Linked DNA regions of Homo sapiens: region 2 is linked to region 1. Evidence: read pairs that join two places in POLR2A ChIA-PET (ENCODE). Cell type or tissue: OCI-LY7. All regions are shown on one strand.

The links. Peaks named below come from ENCODE experiments on the same cell type or tissue, not always from the same donor. Only the 100,000 strongest peaks of a DNase experiment are listed, where the experiment ranks them.
Region 2: POLR2A ChIA-PET joins it to region 1 with 7 read pairs; 1 of 35 experiments calls an interaction of 5 or more read pairs at or near these places.

What each region holds. Positions count from the first base shown.
Region 1 is chr17:65,171,678-65,175,677 of GRCh38, reverse strand. The region is part of intron 8 of RGS9 (regulator of G protein signaling 9); the gene reads right to left. Among named protein-coding and RNA genes, the nearest start is that of RGS9, 36 kb to the right of the region's middle. RefSeq lists an enhancer at 1,935-2,728. In OCI-LY7, no CTCF peak of the experiment used is centred here; DNase peaks (open chromatin) are centred at 2,097 and 3,727; H3K27ac peaks cover 2,166 bases.
Region 2 is chr17:64,937,548-64,941,547 of GRCh38, reverse strand. No RefSeq gene overlaps it. Among named protein-coding and RNA genes, the nearest start is that of LRRC37A3, 20 kb to the right of the region's middle. In OCI-LY7, a CTCF peak has its summit at 2,466 (motif pointing right); a DNase peak (open chromatin) is centred at 2,487.

The DNA.
Region 1 (4,000 bases):
TACCCTAGTTGTTACAAGTGGATCTTGATCAGCAAATATCTATGGGGCACTTCTTATGTGCCGGACATTGTGCTGAGCCCTGGGGAGCCCATGGTGAGTGTGCCCCGAGACCACTGCTCCCCAGCAGGCATTACTGAGGCACTCCCAGTCTCAAGGGGGAGGTAGCCACTCAGCAATTAATCACACAAAGGATAAATTAGAGTTGAGACAGGTGTCTTGAAGGGATAACACCATGGGATCTAACCTCACATGGCAGGGGCTCAGCAGAGTCAGTGCCTTTGCCAAAAAGGGTTCTAGGAGTTGCCCCCTGAATCTGGTATGGAGAAATCCCCCTGCATAACTGAAGGCAGACTTCATACACACACTTTGGCACGTTCACACACTCTCACACTCACACTCACACACCCACACACTCTCATACATACATATGCACACTCACACATGCTCACATACATACATGCCCTGACACACTGGCACACTCACACACGCATGCTCACATACATGCACACACCTACACATACTCCCACATGTACATATGCACACTCACACACACTCACATACACACATGTCCTGACACACACACACACACACACATTAATATGGTTTGGTTCTGTGTTCCCACCCAAATATCATCTTGAACTGTAATCTCCATAATCCCCAGGGATTGAGGGAGAGACCTGGTGGGAGGTGACTGGATTATGGGGGTGGTGTCCCCCATGCTGTTCTCATGATAGTGAGTTCTCATGAGATCTGATGGTTTTATAAGTGTCTGACAGTTCCTCTTTCACATACTCGCTCTCTCTCGCCTGCCACCATGTCAGATGTGCCTTTTCCCGTTCCGCCATGATTGTAAGTTTCCTGAGACTTCCCCAGCCATGCAGAACTGTGAGTCAATTAAACCTCTTTCCTTTATAAATTACCCAGTCTTGCGTATTTCTTTATAACACTATGAGAATGAATACACAAAAACATGCTCACATACATGCACACACATATGCATGCTCACACATAACACATTCACACACTCACACACGTGCATACTGACACATATATGTTTACATGCATGCACAAACCTAGGCACACTCACATATACATATGCACACTCACACTCACATACATGCTCACTTACATGTACACATCTACACACTCTCACACATACATACATATTCTCACATACATGCACACCTTGACACGCCAACACACTGACATACATGCTCACACACATGCACACATGTACACACACTCGCACACATACATTCACACACTCACTCACATACATGCACACCCAGACATACTGACATGCACTCACACTCACACACAGCCTGTGCTCATGATGCCCTACAACCAGTGTCTGGCTGCTATTCCACAGGCGCTCACTGCCTCGGTGACTTCGGTGTGGTCATCTGCTCAAGTCTTGAATTCGTTATCTAGTTCTTTCCTTCCAATGTGCCCCAGGCTCTGATATAAATTTGGTTGCCCCAGTGCTCAACAGTGCACTGCATAACTGAGATAGAGTCCTCTATGCCCTCAGCTGCCCAGACCAGACGGCCTTAGACTCTCAGACCTGCAGCCACCCACTGGGCTTCATGATTCTGCCAGCCTGTCCAGTTCCAGCCCCAACCTGGCTCTCCATGCCTTCCCTACAGAACAGCCAGGCACAGTCCTCTGGCCACTGCTGCCTCGGCTCTTGCACCTCTGTGGGCAGCAGCCCTTAAGTCTCAGTTGTTCCCAATCAAGCTGTGGTCCTTTTCCAGTTCCCTGCCCTCGAAACTGGTGAGAGGGCTGCCTTTCTGCCTCTGCTGGTTTCAGAGACTCCCAAGCTCCTTTCATTCATCCATTTCTTCATTCATCAGGTAGTGTAAAGTCTTTGACCCACTATGATCATCACCAGAGTGCTGCTGACACAGTTTCTGGCACATAACAGGGTGTTCAGATGAAGTTAACCAGAACTGACTGTCAGCGCCCAGGAAATAAGGGCAGCCGATGCATCCTGCGGTGTGTGGCCCGCAGATAAGGAGGCAGCAGGCACTTTCTGCCCTGGTGCCTCATGCAGGAAGCCTTCAGAGACATGCAAGCTCCCCTCCTCCACCCTGAGGAACTGTGAACACCAGGGTATGACCCCGCCCCCCACAAACAACATCCCTTGGGTGTAAGCCAAAGAGGCAATTTGCTCAATGCATCATCATTCAGGTCAGGAAAGGAGCTCCTGTACTCGTGACAACTGCTCGTGAGGAGGCGATGTTCCCAGGAACCCACATACAGAGCAAGGCCAGCGTGGAGCTGACGGACACTTCTCGGTGGTACTCCACCGTGTCCCCCTGCCCCTCCTTCTCTCAGCTTCACTCTCTTCCCAAAAATATCAGACTCTTCTGGTGCATGGAACAGAAAACAAATACTAAGTAAAACACTAACTCGTTTTCTAAACAAAATAAGACAGGGGAAAGAAATAGAGATGAGGCCAGGCGCGGTGGCTCATGCCTGTAATCCCAGCACTTTGAAAGCCTGAGGCCGGCAGATCATGAGGTCAGGAGTTCGAGACCAGCCTGGCCAACACAGTGAAAACCCATCTCTACTAAAGATACAAAAAATTAGCCAGGCGAGGTGGCGCACACCTGTAATTCCAGCTACTCGGCAGGCTGAGGCAGGAGAATCGCTGGAACCCAGGAGGCGAAGGTTGCAGTGAGCTGAGATCACGCCATTGCACTCCAGCCTGGGCAATAGGGCAACACTCCATCTCAAAAAAAAAAGAAAGAAAGAAAGAAAGAAAAAAGAAATAGAGATGAGGTGAAACAGGGAGACAATTTTATGTTGCTGTGTTAGGAAAGTCAGCTCCTAGAGGATCTTGGCTTGAATGTCACTCTCCACGTCCTGTGTCCTGTGTTCCCTGACCCCCAACCGGACGCAGAGCCCCTGCCTCCTACCAGCTGCCATGGCATTCTGCTTGTTACTCATTCATTGGTTTAATCATTTTAGTCTTTGTCTCTCCACCAGACTGCAAGAAACTCCTTGAGGTCACGGGCAATGTCTGTCTTGGCTCATAATCCAAATATCCCCAATGCCTAGTAAGCACCCGGCATAGAGCAGATATTCACAAAATATATGTTAATTTTTTTTATTTTTTATTTTTGGACCATGGCACATGGAGCATTCCACCCACCCTGGTTTTATAATATAACATTATGTGTCAGGCCGCCACAGTGGCTCATGCCTGGAATCCTAGCACTTTGGGAGGCCAAGGTAGAGTCAGGAGTTCGAGACCAGCCTGGCCAACATGGTGAAACCGCCGTCTCTACTAAAAATACAAAAATTAGCCAGGTGTGGTGGCAGGCGCCTGTAATTCCAGCTACTCAGGAGGCTGATTCAGGAGAATTGCTTGAACCCAAGAGGCAGAGGTTGCAGTGAGCCAAGACCATGCCACTGCACCCCAGAGCGAGACTCTGTCTCAAAAACAAACAAAAAACAACAAACAAACAAAAAACACATTGTATGTCAGATCATTTTCCTAGATCAATGAATGGCCTTTGAAAATATTATTTGAATAGCTTCACAATGTTCCATCATGTTAATATACCTCAATTTATTTTGCCATTTTCCATTGTTGGACATTTAGCCTAACTTCGATGGGAAATGGAGGGCAGACATCTCTGGCAAGTGTCTGCATATGTGGTTGAAACAAGGGTCATTTAGCTTGATAAGCAGATAAGCACACCCACCGCCAGGAAGCAGCCTCAGACTACATCCTTGGGAGGCAGGAAGTCACAGATGGCACAGCAAAGATGCAGGGAAGGCCTCCACATGCCTGTCTAAGGGAGCACTTTCTCCCTTTGTTCATTTACAAAACTCACTGTTGTTTGCATCGTGCTCAGATCTGTACTTGGTTCCATTTGAGTAAAAAACAGGTGAGAAACATCGTTTTCCTTCATTACAGGATGCTGAATCACAGGTGTCCTTTGGGCTCTGGGTAGGAATTCAGGTCAGAGCCCTCAACTACCACCACCCA
Region 2 (4,000 bases), 230 kb after region 1:
TCCTTCTTTGAGCTCCATGTCACCTTGTATCAGCTTTGCTACTGCATTTAGCTTTGTCATTTACTATCTTCTTGGTTCCTCGTCATTAATTCATGGATACGCCTACTTGATAGTCTTTAAGGATGACTGCTCCAAGGTATAGCCAGCTCGCTGGCCAGCCCATCTACCCATCCACTTACCGATTCACCCATCCACCCACCCATCTACACACTGCCCACCCATCTACCCATCCACCTACCCATCTACCCAGCTAGCCATCTACACAATCACCCACCCATCTACCCATCTACCTACCCATCCACCTACCCATCTAGCTATCTACCCGTTCACCCACCTATCTACCCATCTACCTACTGATCCACCTACCCACCAACCCATCCACTCATCCACCTACCCATTTACTCATTCACCTGCCCAGGTAACCATCCACCTACCCATCCACTCATCCACCATCCACCTGCCTATCTGTCTGTCTATCTATCTATCTATCTATCTATCTATCTATCTATCTACCTAATCAGTCATTTATCTGCTGGTGCCTTAAGCGGTTATGTCTGTAGCTGCAGGAAACCATCCTCAGACTCCCTCCTGGGGACCAAGACAGCCACCGACGGAGCTCTGCCCAGGGCTGTGGACAGGCACCAAGCTTTTCTCTTGGTTAGCTCCCCCACGTCACAGTGCCTGAACCAGTGACCCCAGCTTCCCTTGTTTAGAGGAGCCAAACTCCTCTAAACAGATGAACAGCAGCAGCAAAGAGGATTGAACACCCCTCTGTCCCTCACCAGCCCTGAGTGGCTGTGACGAGCTGGGCTCGAGACTTACCAGGTGCTTGGTGAGGTCCCAGCTGTGGATGATCCTGGCCAGAATCACTGAGGCATCATCTTGGTGGCAGATGTCACAGTAATAGAGGCCAGAGAAGGCACAGAGCTTGGGTCGTACAAAGAAGCCGATCTGCTGGAAGCAGCCTGGGAGATGGGTAGAGAGTGAGTGGTATGGCCAGAGTCAGCTCCTAGTAACTTGGGAGCTTCTGTGGTGGAAAGGATCTGTTAATTTTTTTTAAAGGTAGGCACAAAGTCAAGAATAACCACCACTCATATTTCCACCACTCAGAACTCCCCCTACTAATTAATCTTTACAACAACACACTGTAAGAACTATCATTATTTTACAGCTGAAGAAATGGGTGCTCAGAGAGGTTAGGAAACCTGTCCGGTCACATAGTGATGAAGTGGTGTGGCTGGCATTCAGATCTGGGTTTGCCTGCTTCCTTGGTTTGCCTGCTTCCTGGGGAAGGCACACATGCTTGGTCTAATGCCCCCAGGCAGCCCCCGCACAGGGGCATAAGAGCTTCCGGGTGGTACACTGGAGGCAGATGGGTAGGTGACCAGGAGGGTCCCAGGTGGGTTCCATCTGCAGGGACCAGGCCTTTCAGAAGGCAGCTCTGAAGTCCTGTTTTCCATTGCTAAAGGGGCAGCGTGTTCCCACAAGTGTTATAAAACCCCATTCCAGAATGTCATCATAATCGTGCGCAGTCATTCAGGGAAGCACTTCTGGAAAAGTACTATATTGTCTCAAAACTGCCTACAGGCAGGTGAAAAATACTGTTTCACCTGTCAAATAGGAAAATATTTCCCTGAAAACTACGCTGTGCAAGTGATGATTATAGAGAACTCTTGATTCCACCTGTAGCTCCGAGCAAATCCAGCCCGATGAAGCCCCAGGTGTTTTAAATGGTCCTTCCAAAGGTCTTTACCCTCAGTAGTTGGTTTATGTAACAGCTCTGAGGGGCTTGACCAGATCTACTATTTGTTTTGTTTTGTTTTGTTTGTTTGTTTGTTTGTTTTGAGATGGAGTCTCCCTTTGTCGCCCAGGCTGGAGTGCAGTGGCGCGATCTCGGCTCACTGCAGCCTCAGCCTCCTGGGTTCAAGTGATTCTCCTATCTCAGCCTCCCGAGTAGCTGGGATTACAGGCACCCGCCACCATGCCCAGCTAATTTTTGTATTTTTATGTTGGCCAGGCTGGAGGATCTGCTATTTGTTTAATGTCCTCCAGTGCTTCCTTTTTTTTTTTTTTTTTTTTTGAGACAGAGTCTTGCTCTGTCACCCAGGCTGGAGTACAGTGGTATGATCTCAGCTCACCGCAACCTCTGACTCTTGGGCTCAAGTGCCTCGGCCTCCCCAGGAGCTGGGATTACAGACGTGCACCACCACACCCAGCTGATTATTGTATTTCCAGTAGAGATAGGGTTTTGCCATGTTGGCTGGTTCCAGAGCCTGTGTTCTGCTCCATTACCCTTGTTGCCTGTGTCTAGTGTCCCTGCTGCTGGCTCAGCAATGCCAGCCTCCTCTAGGTCCACCCGTCCACTCGGGCCCCAGAATGGAAGCAGCAGAGTAGGGGCTGTGGCGAGCAATAAGTGGCTGGGGGACAGGGGCCGCGGTCAGGGCTGGCCACGGGAAGCAGACAGGCAGCCAGCAGGGGGCAGGGCAGTCTGCACAGTGTCTGATGCCTCAGGACTGTGGAGCAAGGCTGGCTTTGGCCCCCTTGGTTGGATAGTTCTTACAGTGTAGAGGTGTCTCCACAGCGGGGGGCCAGTGGGAGCGGCCAGTGGGTGTGCCCTGGGCAAAAGGCAAAGGCCCTGACTCCCCCAGGGGCAGGCAGAAGGGTCCCTGGGCCTTGGGACCAGAGGGCGGGCTCTGCTGCTCACTAGCTGCCTCACCCTGACCTTCACCTAATTTCTTCAAGCTTCCATTTCAGTGTCTGTAAAATTCAGCTACTACCAGCTATTTTTGTGGGGTTATTACAAAGCTTAAATGAGACAAGGTTCTGCAAGTACTGTGCAAATTATGAAATACAACCCAGATGCCAGTGGTTGGTGTCTGCCACTGAGCCATGCCTGCTGGGTAGAAAGGAAACCCAAGCTCCCTTGTCTCTAAAAACAAAAACAAAAACAGAAACAAAAAATAAAAACAAAACCCCACAAGACTCCAGACCTAGTCATCAGAGTAGCTCATGAGATGAAACCAGTTTTCCAACTTTGCTTTGTAGATATCCTGGTTCTAGAACTGAATGGAGCTTGGTGAATAATCAAGAAACTACACAGTCAGGTTCTTTGCAGAATTGCTTTTTCTGAGCTGAGACATGAGGTCATGCTGCTGGCCTTCATCATAATAATGCCACCTGAAGCAGCCCCATTAAACCTCCCTGGAGGTGTTTTGCAGGGTACCTGACTTGTCCTTCTAGATCCCATGTTCACAGAGCTACACACAAGAAATTTAAGAGCGAAGGGTTAGGAAAAAGCTTTGATTCCCTCAACATCTGGGTGGGTTTTATTATTTTTTCAACAACAAAGAGACATGCACCTGATAGCCCCTCTCTTTTCACCTTACCTAGCAGGAAAGTCAGAGCTAAATTTTCTTCAGCAACCACACCTTAGCACCTGTACATCATCTGCCCCCTAATTCCTCTCCATCTTGAGTCCCATCTCTAACTTGTTTTTTGTGGTCCTGGCTTTTCAGTGAATTTGCCAGTTCACCACGTGTGTTTCTGTTGTGATCTGCCTCAAACCTTCTAGGGACTGAGGTCAGGGTAAGAGTAGTTTAAAAACAAGATAAGACGTGGACAGTGAAGGGTGTGGCATTGGGAGTACCCATCCTGGGTCTTCTCTCCCTTCCTGTGGGGGTAACCTGGTAGTCTTGCCCACTGCCCCGGTTTATTCACTGGGGATGCAGTCCAGACAGAAATGGGGCTTTGGCTCAGGGACAGGGAAGGGCACCTGGGGAGAAAGAGGTTTCCCAACCAGGCCTGTCACAGTAAGCAGCCAAGGACACGGAGCCTCCTGTCTCTCTCAGGCTGGGACGAGGGCTGCCATTCTAGGCATGAGAATTTCCTCTTCCAGAGGCCCTACTCCTCACCACCCTCCAGGGCAAGGATTATTATTAACTCAGCTCCTGGAGGGGGAACTGCAGAATCTGTGATGCTAGAAACACAGGACAGGTCCCCT